3 separate regions of the Homo sapiens genome follow, and regions 1 and 2 are each linked to region 3. Evidence: chromatin loops called from intact Hi-C (ENCODE). Cell type or tissue: endothelial cell of umbilical vein. All regions are shown on one strand. Region 1 holds the start of LOC107986160 (a long non-coding RNA gene). Region 2 has its middle 15 kb from the start of SNORA63E. Region 3 overlaps MCF2L2 (MCF.2 cell line derived transforming sequence-like 2).

Region 1 (5,000 bases), 100 kb before region 3:
AAAGAAAAATCATTTTATTTATTTCTGTAATCTGCCTTCATATTTAAAATTGGCAGAACAGTGTATGGTTCATGTATAAAAAGAGCATGACAGGCCGGGCGCGGTGGTTCACGCCTGTAATCCCAGCACTTTGGGAGGCCGAGGTGGGAAGATCACGAGGTCAGGAGTTTGAGACCAGTCTGGCTAGCATGGTGAAACCTTGTCTCTACTAAAAATACAAAAATTAGATGGGCGTGGTGGCAGATGCCTGTAATCCCAGCTACTCAGGAGGCTGAGGCAGGAAAATTGCTTGAAACTGGAAGTTGGAGGTTACAGTGAGCAGAGACTGTGCCACTGTACTCCAGCCTGGGCAACAGAGCGAAACTATGTCTCAAAAAAAAAAAAAAAAAAGAGCATGACAAAATTGCACAGAGCTGCACACACACATGCACACACACAAGTGCGTGAATAACTGGTGAACCCTGAATAGGCTCTGTGGATTGTGCCAGTGTCAATTTCTTAGATGTTAACATTGGATGAGGTTTGGAGAAAGGGGACATGAGACTTTCCATTTCTTTGCAACCTCATGTGACTTAATATAATTATTTCAAAATAGAAGTTTAAAAAAAGCATAAGGTTTGGAATCAGGCAGATCTGGGTTTAAGCAACATAACCTCTTGAAACCTCAGTTTCTTGCTTGTACAAATGGGTATAACAACAGCTACCTCCTGAAAATATTTTGAGCACAAAATGAAAATTTGAAAATTGCTAAGCACTGTATAATTTTAAAGTAACATATATTTAGAAACTGAAGTGTATTTAATTGTGAATTGTGAATATAAGTTGCTGTATAGCAGCCCCCGAAGGGGTTCCCTTTCCCCTGCCTCACTAAAATTTAAATATTTGACTGGCTGAATGGTTCTGAAACCAGAGGCCATGGGCTCAAATGAACTTCAGCAACATTTATGATCCATCATCAATCCCCAAAGTATCTGAATATGAACCCCAGAGGAACTCCACTGACCTTGAAAGAGTCCGGAAGAAAGTGAGTTTTAGGCTTTTCTTCTTGGAGGCAGAAACAGAGTGGGAACGAGGGTTCTCAGCAGACTTTTCTTAGAGAGAGAGAAAGCTGCGTCCGTTTGCCAATTTGTTTAGTCATCCTGTATTCTGGGCAGATTAGGACGTAGCCACCGCTGTCCATAAATCCCTCCTGGTTGGAGGAATTGCATCACCATGTTTTCTCAAGTTAGGAAACTGTATGAAATTTCATACTGTCCTGATCAGCCACCTAAAAAAGTAAATAGCAATTTTTAAAAATAGATTCACCTGATTTAACACCCAGGAGGTCTGTGGAATCATTGAGTAATATTAAAAGGGTTTCATTGTGGTCCTCTTCAAAAGTGAACATCAGCCTATCCATTTCTGCACCCTGGACTTCTGGGAGAATGTCATCTCTGAAGGTGAGGACTGTGTCACATGATCACAGCTCAGATTTGGCCCCTGAGCTCATATGCTGCTGCCTTGACTCACGCCGTGATGTGAACTCACTTCCTATCTCTACGACCTACTTTGCCCATCTTCAGACAACATGTTTATGACCTGTACACTATAAAAATGCTACGGGAGTTTTAAGCATATGGAAGTTCTCATATAAAGGAATCCAAATTAGAGTGATTTATTTCAATAATTGTGAACAGTAAACAAGTGCTATTTTTTTGTTGTTGTTGTAAAAGAGAAACATAGACAGTGTAGGAGCAGCGGTGGGGATAGAATCAGAGGCCTGTAGGTGTGGAAAGTGTTGAGTAGAATCCAAGAAGCCCTAGTCACCCAACTTTTGGTTTCTTCCTTCTTTTGCCATGTTGTTTATTTAATTCAGACTCCAAACCCATCCTGTTAAGTTGCCATCTCCCTCTGTATTTAGGCAACTCACCAAACAGTATGGGTACTGTTAAACAAGCACAAGTCCATGTTACAATCATCCTTCTGTGCTTCAGTTGTTTTCTTCCTTATTGTTGATTTGTTTGCGTATTTAATGAAAAGCTTCTCCCACAACAGTGTATGTTAACAGTCAAGGTGGTGGAGGAAGCAGAGTAGGAACAGAGGCTGGTCAGATTTCTGCTTAGAAAGACCAAGGCTTTGGGAGGAAATGTAAGCAGAATCCATAAAGTCATGAACAACATGAGCAGGAAGAAAGTGGATTTGTGCACTAAATCCCCAAATCCTAGACTTGGGAATGAATTTAGGACCAATAAATGCAATTAGTGTTTCACACATTGTGTATTATAACCAGGGAAATTGTTATTCCAAAATATGTAAGAAAACTAGTAAGAAAAAGATAGGTTCAAAAAAAAGGTTTAGATTCATGTCTGTGTGGATCATGGATTATTAAAAGGGGGACAAATCAATTGACTAACATCAACAATAATCATTGCAGCTTGTGTTTAGTGGCCACTGTCCGAGAGAGATGGCCAGGTTGCATTGAGCATGCATCTAGCTCTGGGTGGCGATTCTGACATCCTTTTGGCCTTAGGTCTAGAACTCAAAGATGAAATGAAACCCAGCCAGTCTAGTAGAGTGAATCATAGCATTGTGATAAATGCCACCCCTTTGCCCTTGAGAGTAAATATACCGAGAAAAAAAATAGCTGTGAACCAAAACCATCTATAATACAGTCACTGATACTCACCACCTACAGCTAAAATTATGACATGGTTTGATCATGATCAGAGAAATCATTTCCTTTTCTGGAGGGGTGATCCTTGCCATGCTGGTTCTGGGGAGCTTGAGAAGCTAAACTTGACAGGGCAGCTGAGACTCTTCCGGGGCCATCTGGCAAGGGTGATGCCCTGCACTTGGCTCACTGACGTCATCTGGGAAAGCCCGGTGGTGGAAGCGATTCGCTGTGCTTGTTGGCAATAGTGATGTGACTATTTCCTGTTCTTCACTGGCTGAAAGGTGAAAGCATGACTCACGGGAACTGCTTTCCCCGGGCTGCCAACATCACAGCCTTTTTGTAAGCTGGAAATAAGTCAGAGGCTGACAATTTCTTTTTCCTAAATGTGGACCTACAGAATTAAGAAAGAGCTAGCAGTGTTCCTTTGGTGCCTGTTAAAGTTATTTAAAGGAGCAGAAGCCTATTCTGTGCTCCCAGAAGATGAAAAAAAAGAAAAAATAAAGTAACAAAAGCCTTTTCAGGATTCTGAGCAAAGAGCCTCCTAAATTAAAAAAATAAATAAATAAAAGTTTTTGAATGCAGGGGCTGGAAGGGAATGGAGAGGTGAGTGAAGGGTTGCTATCACTGGCTGAAGGCCAGACATTGTACTGGGTGCTGTGTGTACCTGAGTCCATCCCTAGTCCTCAGAACCTTGTGAGGATGATGTTTTCCGTTTTATCAGCAGTGCCATGAGACTCAGAGGTTGAGTTTCCCCAAGGGTCATACAACTAGTAAATGTTGGAGCTGGGATTTGAAACTAGCTGTTTACTAATCTGGCAGCTTACTTAACTACCTAACTTATCTATCTGATTATTTATTAATACTTAATGTACCCAACCAGCAGCTTATTTAATCTCTTGTGCCCTAAATGTCCTTTTCTGCCAAATGGTGATAAATCATAGCAATTTCACAGGTGGCTGATTAAATGAGAAATGTGTGGAAGCAGCTAGCACTGTACCTGACACCTAGCAGGATCTTGGTGAATTTTAGTTCCTCATTTAATCCTGTGTTTAGAGACAGAATTGTCAGTGTGAAAGATGAAAGAAGGTCAGATTCAGGTCTTATACAGAATTATCCTATTGTTGAATATGTACCTTACTGCCAAATGATAACAGATCAGGGGGCAAGTTCAGTTCCTTGTCTTCTCATTACTTTGACTCCCAAAAGTTTTATTAATATTTCTGATTCTCAACAAGAAAACTATTTGAATATAAACACACTTCAATGCTTGCCTTCTGTGATATTTGAAGTCTAGTCAGTGTCAGAGCTAATGGGAGATTCAGGGACGCCACCAAATCCTGGGGTGGCCCTCAGCCAAGTTCTCTGAAGTTTCCAGAACAAAGATTCTCATGGTTTCTTGTGTACCAGAGCTCTGAGAAGGTTATGAATTATGCAGATTCCCAGGGCCCCACTCTCTGAGATTCTAATTAGGGAGGTGTAGGGTCGGGTCCTGGAATCTAAATTTTTTTTTTTTTTTGGAGACAGAGTCTCACTTTGTTGCCCAAGCTGGAGTGCCATGGAGTGATCTCAGCTCACTGCAACTTCCGCCTCCCAGGTTCAAGTGATTCTCCTGCCTTAGCCTCTAGAGTAGCTGGGATTACAGGTGCCTGTCACCATGCCTGGCTAATTTTTGTATTTCTAGTAGAGACAGGGTTTCACCATGTTGCCCAGGCTGGTCTCGAACTCCTGACCTCAGGTGACCCACCTGGCTCAGCCTCCCAAAGTGCTGGGATTACAGGCGTGAGTCACCACACTCAGAATCTGAATTTTTAACTTACACGTTTGGTGACAAGAATGCAGGTGGTATAAAGATCTCACTCTTTGTAACATTGTCCTAGAGGTTACATTTATAGGTCATGAGGACTTGGGATAAAGGAGAACTCATTAAGTTGGATCTGGATTTCTCAGGCTAGTATAGGGTCTAAAGTTGAGAGGAGTGAGGTGGTGATTACATTAATCTATGAGAATGTATTTTTGTTGAGGGAGCTGAATAAGATAAAAGAGAGAATAACATTAAGATCAACGTTGGCCTTGCTCTTTCACCAATAAAGAAATGACATCACTAAAATATTTGGTGTGTTCAACTGGGTACATGGCTTATTCAGCTCAATTTAATATATACTAAGGCAATTGCTGTGAGTCATATGAAAATGATTGTATCATCAGGCCTAAACTCAGGAAACTTGAAACTTTCATGGGGGAAACAACATATTTCTAATAATTTATAATATAAAGCAGAATGACGTTTCTACAGTAAAAGGAATATATAATGTGGTAGAGAAAGTAATTCCTCACAAGGACATCAAGG
Region 2 (5,000 bases), 280 kb before region 3:
ATATCTTTCAGCAATAGGTGGGGATCTTGTTGAATTTAGACAGTAGGTCTTACGTTGCCAGCAGTGAGAGAGAATAAAATAATTCAGATTTTCCCTCTGTCCCATACCTATGCTCAGTTGGAATTTAAAGTCTTTGAACTAATGTTAAATCAAGAACTAATTCTAATACAAATGCTCTGTGCGTGTGTGTGTGTGTGTGTGTGTGTGTGTCTAGAGGGACAATAGCTCCAAATGGCCCCTAATCTTTGCCCATGACTTGAGGTAAAGTTTCCTGGCTCAAGTCACAGCCACCAAACACTCCAAGACAGCTACTGAGTAGAATTTTATATTTTCTGTTCAAACAAATTGGAAGCTCTCAAATTGAATTAACAAATGATACAAAAACTGAGAGAAAATATCATTTTCTACACTTAAAATGTGGGTTATAAGTGCAAACTTTAGGTTGTTCCCTTCTTACTTAGGTGGACAGGATAAATCACTACTACTAAATGGTAACCATTTATGCTTCCCAGTGTCATTTACTACAATGGATTTACTAAGAAAAATCTGTGAAGTTGAAATTACAAGCTTTTCAGTAAATACTGAGTGATTTGTGATTTTTAAAAACATGTCAGTATGGCTCTTGGACTAGTTTTAGCAGGAGCATATTTGTTTAAAAAGGAATAGATCACAACAAACTAAAGAAAAAAATAATTAAAATGTAGAAATTGATGTAACAGAGAATTTACAGGTAGTTTTATCTTTCTTTTCTTTTTCTTTTTTTTTTGAGGTGGAGTCTCACTCTGTTGCCTAGGCTAGAGTGCAGTAGTGTGATCTCGGCTCACTGCAACCTCCGCCTCCCAGGTTCAAGCAATCCTCCTGCCTCAGCCTCCTGAGTGGCTGGGATTACAGGCACCCTCCACCATGCCCAGCTAATTTTTAGTAGAGGCAGTGTTTTGCCACGTTGGCCAAGCTGGTCTTGAACTCCTGACCTCAGGTGATATGACCATGACTTTTAAGCCTGATTCAGTTTCATCTTTAATACTGATGTGACTCATGGAGCATTCTGAATATCAGATTGATTTTTAATTAGAACGCCAGTCCCATTTCCTAATTCATATGAGCCTGTTCAGACTAGAACAAGAGACCTAAAATTTGAGTGTATTTTCCATAAAGAAGACAGAGAAGGCTGGGTGCGGTGACTCACACCTGTAATCCCAGCACTTTGGGGGGCCAAGGCGGGCAGATCACAAGGTTAGGAGTTTGAGACCAGCCTGGCCAATATGGTGAAACCTCATCTCTGCTAAAAATATAAAAATTAGCCAGTCATGGTGGCAGGTGCCTGTAGTCCCAGCTACTCAGGAGGCTGAGGCAGGAGAATCACTTGAACCCAGGAAGTGGAGGGTGCAGTGAGCCAAGATTGCACCACTGCACTCCAGCCTGGGTGACAGAGCGAGAATCCATCTCCAAAAAAAAAAAAAAAAGAAGACAGAAACATTCAGAAGAGCAGGTTTCATTATTTCCTCAACAAAGAGAGAAAACTGGAATCAGAATGGAATGATTAAATGAATTAATTTTTTTCTGATAGTCATAGAATATCCCCTGATTACAGTACACTAGTTTTTCTTTTGAATAGTGTTACCTACTTACATGAACTTTGGGGGTTATTTATTTATTTATTTATTTGAGACGGAGTCTTGCTCTGTCACCCAGGCTGGAGCATAGTGGTGTGATCTTAGCTCAGTGCAACCTCTGCCTCCCGGGTTCAAGTGATTCTCCTGCCTCAGCCTCCCGAGTAGCTGGCATTACAGGCGCCCGCCACCACGCTTGGCTAATTTTTGTATTTTTAGTAGAGATGGGGTTTCACCATGGGGTTTATTTTTGTTTTGGCAATGATCAAGCGTTAGGATCACTTTACAGTTGGATAGAACTTTGGATCCCCCTATTGGTGTTCTCTTCAAATTGCAGGTTTCCACTAAATGGTTCACGGAATTGTGAGTCACCAACAGAATTGAAAAAACGAAGCAGGAAAATATGTATCACCTATAGCAAGAGTAAATATTGTTTGGTGCAACTTTGTTTCGGTTATATATCTATGAATGCACAATCAAGAGCACCTTTAAGTCAGAAACCTTCAGTATCCAGGAAGCTACAGTAAGCAGGTGGAGACCAGGGTGTGCCCAGTGAGGCCACAGGGTTCCCAGGAAACCCTTCCCAGTACATGAACAGTCCCAATTTTAAGCAACGGGCGTGGAAAGTTGGGGAAAATGTATAAATCCATATGGCAGCCCCTCCCCCATAGGCCTGAAAGCAACACTGGTTTTTTTTGTTTGTTTTGTTTTGTTTTGTTTTTGAGACAGAGTTTCACTCTCGTTCCCCAGGCTGGAGTGCAATGGTACGATCTTGGCTCACTGCAACCTCTGCCTCCTGGGTTCAAGCGATTCTCCTGCCTCAGCCTCCCAAGTAGCTGGAATTACAGGCATGTGCCACCATGCCCGGCTAATTGTTTTGTATTTTTAGTAGAGACTGGGTTTCGCCATGTTGGCCAGGCTGGTTTCAAACTCCTGACCTCAGATGATCCACCCGCCTTGGACTCCCAAAGTGCTAGGATTACAGGCGTGAGCCACCGTGCCTGGCCGCAACACTGTTTTTAGTGGTGAATAGATACAGCATAGATTAACTGCTTTCCAGAGTTGCTATGGTCTTTTTTTCCCTCCTGGTTATTGATGTCGGCCATTAGGGTTGGCAGTTTACAATAATTGATTTGTGCATTACTCTAAGTAATTTGAGCATTACTCTGAGTGATGCCATCCATGTGTGCATTACTCTAAGTGATGCAACTTAAACTCATGACCTAAGTGCATGATAAGTGTGAGTGTCAACAGCTCATCTTTGATTTGGCCTGTGGATTCTCTATTGTGTTTAGTATTGAGATAGTGCTAGTTTAATTTTAACACAGTGAGTAATGTGATCATATTTTCTAAGAGTTCAGGAAATGAAACTGAGAAGGATTACAATACCAAAGCTAGCATGATATAAACATCATCATAAAAGAAAGTTAAATGACTGTTATTTTAATGATGGATGGAAGGACTGTTTTCTACACTGTATCAAGCAGTACATCAAATTGCAGCAGCAACAACAACAAAATAAGGATAAGGAAGGTAAATAAACAAGACAGTACATTCTGCACACTAGACAGAAAAGCATTTGGGATTAAGAGCGGTGAAGAAGGGGATGGGAAAGCATATATGAAGACTGAATCTCACATGTCTGAGCTCAGACAGGCAAGTCCTTCTAAATCAATCAAAAATTTCATCCCCTCCCAAAGACACTTACCAGTTGAAAATAGCAGCTGCTAAATAAGTTTGGGCAGAACACGTGAATGACCATATATTATCATTTCTTTGATTGCTTTGTGAGACCCAATAAAATCACATTCAGATGACTGATTCAGGTTCCAACTAAAATCTCCCAAGGGTGAGCAAAAGGGATTTTTTTTTTTTGACAGGGTTTTGCTCTGTTACCAGGCTAGAGTGCACTGGCATGATCATAGCTCATCACAGCCTCCATCCTGGGTTCAAGTGATCCTCCTGCCTTAGCCTCCCCAGTCGCTAGGACTATAGGTATGTGCCTCCATACTTGGCTCATTTTAAAATTTTTAGTAGTGATTCATCACTTGCTATGTTGCCCCGGCTAATCTTGAACTCCTGGCCTTAAGCGATTCTTCTGCCTTGGCCTTCCAAAGTGGTGGACTTACAGGCATGAGTTACCACACCCAGGCCAGAGGAAAATTTTGATAATGGATATATTGGCCCCTTACAGTGGAGAACTGCCATCTGTCAGATATTACTACAGGGGTTTTCTACACTGTATCAAGCAGTATATCAAATTGCAGCAGCAACAAAAAAATGTTCTCCCTCGTTTGTAGGTACTTGGTTTGAAAAATGCAGTTTGAAATTATCTTCTTTATTTCTGTGAAAATTTTCATAAAATGGGAGAAAACAAAAATTGTTGCTATCTTATCCAAATAAATACCAACTGGACTTTGACTGTCTCTGCATATATTTGGCAGATAGTACATATAATTTTGGCAAACTCGATTCTGTTTATGAACTTCTTAACAGAATGCAAAGATCTTACCTGCGAAAAATCCTGCATATCCTGTATACATAACACTGTTAAAAAGGGGTGTGATTTGGGAGGCCGAGGCAGGTGGATCATGAGGTCAAGCGATCGAGACCATCCTGGCCAACATGGTGAAACCCTGTCTCTACTAAAATTACAGAAATTAGCTCGGTGTGGTGGTGCATGCCTGTAGTTCCAGCTACTCGGGAGGCTGAGGCAGGAGAATTGCTTGAACCTGGGAGGCGGAGGTTGCAGTGAGCCGAGATCGCGCCACTGCACTCCAGCCTGGCAACAGAGTGAGACTGTCAAAAAAAAAAAAAAAAAAAAAAAAGGGTGGGGTGTGTGATTTGCTTACCGTGATACTGAGGGTTTTCACAATGAAAGTTTTGGTCATTTTTCAATGTTCTCAAAATGTGCAGAATCACTTAATGAAATTCTGACATTATAAAAATGGAAGGAGATGGCTTCCTTAGATTGTGCCTACAAGACAGCTATCATTGTTGCCAGCCATATGTTAACAGAAGCAAAGGACCTGACTGACAAACAGCTGATCAGTCAAAACAAGCCTGTGGCTGCAAAGCGAGTGGGCACCCTTGGAGAGCTGGAAACAAATTCCTGCAAGTCTGAAAACCTGCTCTTGCTCCTAAGTAAATCCCAAGTATTCCATGCTCAAATACTTTTGTTGAGAGGATACTGAGCTTGATGTCCTCATGGACTGGCACCGGGAATCAGTGTAATGGGGGTTGTATAAGAGCAGCGCAGCAAGGCAAAGTGAATTTTTACACTAGAATGTGTTCAGTTTTATTACTATATAAAAGACAAGACAGATGCCCTAAACTGGCTGCAGGTAGTTAGAGAATATTATTGGAAAAGGAAACAGAAAAAGTATTCTG
Region 3 (5,000 bases):
CCAAAAATAAAAAAATAATAAAATAATAAAAAAAATAAAGGTTATAAGCTAAGACTGTTTTACTGACTTGGATGGTGCTGAAAATTTTTAATTCTGAATTCACTTTGCCTCTGATTTGCAAAGTTCTGGCCATGTGAAAGACATAAAAATGAGAATAACTGTTGTACCTCAGAGCTAACAGAGGAAGAACCTGTCTGCCAGCCTTACTACAGGTCCCTCGTCGGGTACCTCAGGGTCTCCAAGGGGGCCTAGGAGCTATCCGGTATAGCACGTCATGGTTGTTTCTTTGCCAATTTTTGTGGCATTTCCTTTTGGGCCTAGATAATTTAGTTACTTTCATTATCTTTTTTTTTGTGTTATTCAAACTTATTGGGGCACTCTAGTATTTCAATGAAGAAAATAAGTTCTAGCAAACAGCCCTCTCTGGAGAGATGGTGGGTTATTTTACATATCTGACCAATTGGTTTTAACTATTTTAAGTTTCCTTTTCTGATTATTAAAGGAGTACACATGTAGAATGTCAGGAATTTAGAAAATACAGGAAAGTACAAATAAAAATACAAATCCAACATAACCAGATATAATCACCATTAATATCTTCTTGCAGACGTTGTCTATAGAAATGCATGATTTGGTCAGTTGTGGTGGCTCATGCCTGTAATCCCAACACTTTGGGAAGCCAAAGCAGGAGGATCACTTGATATCCAGGAGCTTGAGACCAGCCTGGGCAATATCGCAAGACCCCATCTCCACAAAAACTTTTGAGACGGAGTTTCACTCTTGTTGCCCAGGCTGGAGTGCAATGGCACGAACTTGGCTCACTGCAACCTCCACCTCCCAGGTTCAATTGATTCTCCTGCTTCAGTCTCCCGAGTAGCTGGGATTACAGGTGCCCACCACCACACCTCGCTAATTTTTGTGTTTTTAGTAGAGACGGCAGTTTCACCATTGTGGCCAGGCTGGTCTCAAACTCCTGACCTCAGGTGATCCGCTTGCCTCGGCCTCCCAAAGTGCTGAGATTTACAGGCATGAGCCACTGCACTGGACCTACAAAAAATTTTTTTTAAAAATTAGCTGGGCATGGTGGTGGGTGTCTGTAATCCTAGCTATTTGGCAGGCCAAGGTGAAAGGATTGCTTGAGCTCAGGAGGTTGAGGCTGCCGTAAGCCATGATTGTACCACCGCACCTCTCCTGGGCAAGAGTAAGGCCCCATTGCAAAACAAAGATATGCATGATTTTTTTTAAATGGAGCCATACTAAAATTGGGGTGACCTTATATTTTAATCTTATTGGAAATTTTCCATTAAAATTCTGATGAAATGGGCAAGGCTTTGACTGAACCAAACTAGACGTATTGGCTTGCCCTTCCCTCCTGCCACTCATCTTTGGGCTTATTCCAATCCAGAACATTTGAGGGCAGCTGGTGGCTGAGCTGGGAGGTAAAGCTAGGTTATAAAGTTTCTTTGACCTACAGCCCCTCCCTCCCCCAAGCTTCCAGCAGCTCTGAAAGTCTAAGACAGCCAGCTCAGACTGCCTTAGGAGCTGGCAGGGACTTTGACAACAGAAATGCACGGGAAAAAAAAAATGTGCCCTGAGAATGTCAACATGTGGAATCTGAAAGCAATTAATTAGATGTTCTCAAGAATGATTCACTTCCTCTTAGCCAAAGATAGGCTTGCAAATGAAATAGACGTTTCAGCTATAGACCAGCCTAAGATATCCACGTTTATACTCTGGGCCACCAAGCAAAATATTGTAACCGAGCCTAGTACCCCTGGAAACATTTTGGAACTCTCTCCTGTTGGGAGCTCTGGAGAGCTACTGGGATGGATCAGACAGAATGTGACACCATGTATTAAATCCTAGAAGACAGAGAGGGGAAATTGGTTAGCAGCACACACAACACAATGATGAAGGGCTCAAACTCAGGTCTCAAAGACCCAGCCTCAAGTGCAGCTCCATCTCTTTGGATGGATTCTATAGCCTGTCTGTGCTTAAGTTCTTTTTATCATTCATTTTACAAAATGGAGATAATACTGTACAGTCTTGCCATGAGGATTAAATGAGATGAAGCCCTTAGGCTTGCGCCTAGATCTCTGAAAGCATGGAATTGTTAGCAGTTAGTTACCCCCTGGTTCTTCCAAGTGAAAGGAAGGAAAGCCCAGGGGGTTTAGGCATTGCTTTTAAGCAGCTCACCACTTCCCACCCCCAAGTGAAAATGATATCCTTTAGTTCATGTGATAGAGATGGTCCTTAAAAAGTTGTGCATAATTGGCCAAGCGCGGTGGCTTACGCCTGTAATCCCAGCACTTTGGAAGGCCAAGGTGGGCGGATCACGTGGTCAGGAGATCGAGACCATCCTGGCCAACATGGTGAAACCCTGTCTCTACTGATATTACAAAAAAATTAGCTGGGCATGGTGGCATGCGCCTGTAGTCCCCAGCTACTCAGGAGGCTGAGGCAGGAGAATCACTTGAACCCGGGAGGCGGAGGTTGCAGTGAGCCGAGATCGTGTCACTGCACTCCAGCCTGGCAATAGAGCGAGACTCCGTCTCAAAAAAAAAAAAGAAAAAGAAAAAAAAAGTTGTGCATTGAGAAAAATCTAGTTTGAAAGACAATAAAAATAGAATTTGCCCATTTAATATCTATGGATTGAGAGCTACCGCTGAACCAGCAGGATCTACAATGGTCTCTTTGTGCCATCCACTGGACAGTAAGGGAAACACCATGATTTTGTCTTCAAAGTCTATAATTTACCAAAAATATGTATGCTGGTGAGAATAATTTCAGCTCATTACTAGGTTCACTTGTTAATAAATTTCATTCCATTTGTTTAAGCAAAATAAAAAAGCTTAGAATTCTAAGCACTAAATGTGAACACTAGATTTCCTAAACCATTCAGCTTATCTGATATGCACCAGAAAGATTGTCGACTAAGGGTTTCAAAAGAGAATACTCTCACCAGTCCTTATCTGCAGGAATTCTCATCGCCCACCTTTCCCATTCTTGTCCTTCTCCACCAATACTCCTTATGCTTATCTGATACATAGACTGAGAGTGCCCCAGAGACTCAGGGTGTATCTGCTCCAACACACCACTAGATCTTGGCTGGGACAAAAGTCGTTCCATTCATTTTCCAAGAATACAACTATCACTTAGAATTTTGCTATAATCAGCTGGGCATGGTGGCTCACGCCTGTAATCTCACACTTTGGGAGGCCAAGGCAGGTGGATCACCTGAGATCAAGAGTTCGAGACCAGCCTGACCAATATGGTGAAACCCTGTCTCTACTAAAAATACAAAAATTAGCCAGGCATAGTGGCATGTGCCTGTAGTCCCAGCTACTCTGGAGGCTGAGACAGGAGAATTGCTTGAACCCGGGAGAAGGAGGTTGCTGTGAGCCAAGATCACGCCACTGCACTCCAGCCTGGGCGACAGAGCGAGACCCCTGTCTCAAAAACAAACAAAAAAACAAAACAAAACAAAACAGTTTTGCTATAATCAGATTGAATATTTGTCAAGAGCCTGTGTGTTTGGCATGGTTTTTCTGAGGGGTGTGTGTGTGTGTGTGTTTGCTCTGTTTCTTTTTAAAGCCATTTATTATCCTTATAATGTTTCTTTCCCTGAGTGTTTATGAGGATGAGACAATGGCAGACAAACCTCCCTGAAATGTAAGTAATAATAGCACACCTGGAGTGCCCAGAGCTGTTTTGAGACCCTCTCTTTAGTATTATTGTAATTGCTATACACAATAATCATAACAGGTACTATTTGTTGAATTCCTATGATGTACCAGGCATTTTTCTTTATCAGAAGATTTGCTAATCCTCATACCAAGACTGCAAAATCGATGTTATTATCTCCATTTTAGAGATAAGGAAGCTGATGCTCAAGAGGTTAAGTGATGTATCCAAGATCACACAGCTAGTGAGTGACAGAGTGAGAATCAGGTCTGACTGCCCTCAGGTCTGACTGACTCCAGAGCACCTTCTCCTGCCATGGGGCAATGGGCCTCTCAGTTGTTCCCTCACATGCCTGTGACTGGCCAGATCCTGAGTCTGAGATTTTGGGGTCCCCTCAGTGCTGCCAGCTCCTTAGTGCCTAAGACTCTTAGGGCCTCAGAGCCCATGACCAGTGAATCCAGCAGGGGATTAAATATGCAGATGATGTAAGACAGCAAAAGTCAGCCCAGGAGGTGGGCATGATGGCTCACATCTGTAATCCCAGCACTGTGGGAGGCTGAGGTGGGCAGATCAGTTGAGCTCAGGAGTTCAAGACCAGCCTGGCCAACATGGTAAAACCCCATCTCTACCAAAAAATACAAAAATTAGCTGGGTGTGGTGGCATGTGCCTGTGGTCCCAGCTACTCAGGAGGCTGATGTGGGAGGATCAGTTCAACCCAGGAAGTCAAGGCTGCAGTGAGCCGTGATCACACAACTGCACTCCAACCTGGGTGACAAGCCAGACTCTGTCTCCAAAATAAATAAATAAAAGCCCAGGGCTGGGACTGGAAGGCCTGGGTGAGGAAGGGAACATGATCTCTAGGAGTCAGGACACCCCGGTCCTGGCCCTGACTCAGCTCCCACAGGGCCTTAAGCCAGTCCCCACAAGGCACACAGCCTGGTGGTCAATTACCATCCCTGGCGGGGCACCCTGTGAGCCGCACTTTCCTCCGCAGAGAACCAGGGGCTTTGCCTGCAGGATGCTCTCTAAGGTTTTCTGGTTCTGAGAATTCTGAGTTTCTTCCAGGAGCCCTGGGGGATACCTGGTGAATAGGTTACTGTCTCTGCTGGCAGGAACCCGGGGCCTGGAGGGAGACAGGCGAGGGCACACCCAGAGCAGCTGCAGTTTGTCTCAGGAGAGACGTGTCACCCAAGGGCTTGGATGAGACTCCCCCACCTCCGCAGCCCCCCCTCCTGCTTTGTCTCCTAGGATAGAACAAAGCATGATAGGATGAGGTGGGACAGATGAGGACTTCACACACTCTAAGGGTAAATAT

Evidence for each region. Hi-C counts contacts between places; a loop is a spot of excess contacts. Peaks named below come from ENCODE experiments on the same cell type or tissue, not always from the same donor. Only the 100,000 strongest peaks of a DNase experiment are listed, where the experiment ranks them.
Region 1: it touches region 3 in a loop (5-fold over the local background); 2 of 110 quality-filtered maps call a loop at or near these places.
Region 2: a loop joins it to region 3, with 7 times the contacts of the local background. A loop is called at or near these places in 4 of 110 quality-filtered maps.

What each region holds. Positions count from the first base shown.
Region 1 is chr3:183,283,872-183,288,871 of GRCh38, reverse strand. All of the region lies in intron 14 of MCF2L2 (MCF.2 cell line derived transforming sequence-like 2), which reads left to right. LOC107986160 (a long non-coding RNA gene) reads right to left here and starts at 2,816. Exons shown (of 3, transcript XR_001741040.3): 1 at 2,666-2,816; 2 at 1,004-1,267. RefSeq lists enhancers at 2,581-2,640, 2,651-2,860, 2,348-3,547. In endothelial cell of umbilical vein, no CTCF peak of the experiment used is centred here; a DNase peak (open chromatin) is centred at 2,881; H3K27ac peaks cover 3,798 bases.
Region 2 is chr3:183,466,445-183,471,444 of GRCh38, reverse strand. No RefSeq gene overlaps it. Among named protein-coding and RNA genes, the nearest start is that of SNORA63E, 15 kb to the right of the region's middle. In endothelial cell of umbilical vein, a CTCF peak has its summit at 1,936; a DNase peak (open chromatin) is centred at 1,924.
Region 3 is chr3:183,182,491-183,187,490 of GRCh38, reverse strand. All of the region lies in intron 27 of MCF2L2 (MCF.2 cell line derived transforming sequence-like 2), which reads left to right. Among named protein-coding and RNA genes, the nearest start is that of LAMP3, 22 kb to the right of the region's middle. In endothelial cell of umbilical vein, a CTCF peak has its summit at 2,708 (motif pointing left); DNase peaks (open chromatin) are centred at 1,590 and 2,690; H3K27ac peaks cover 364 bases.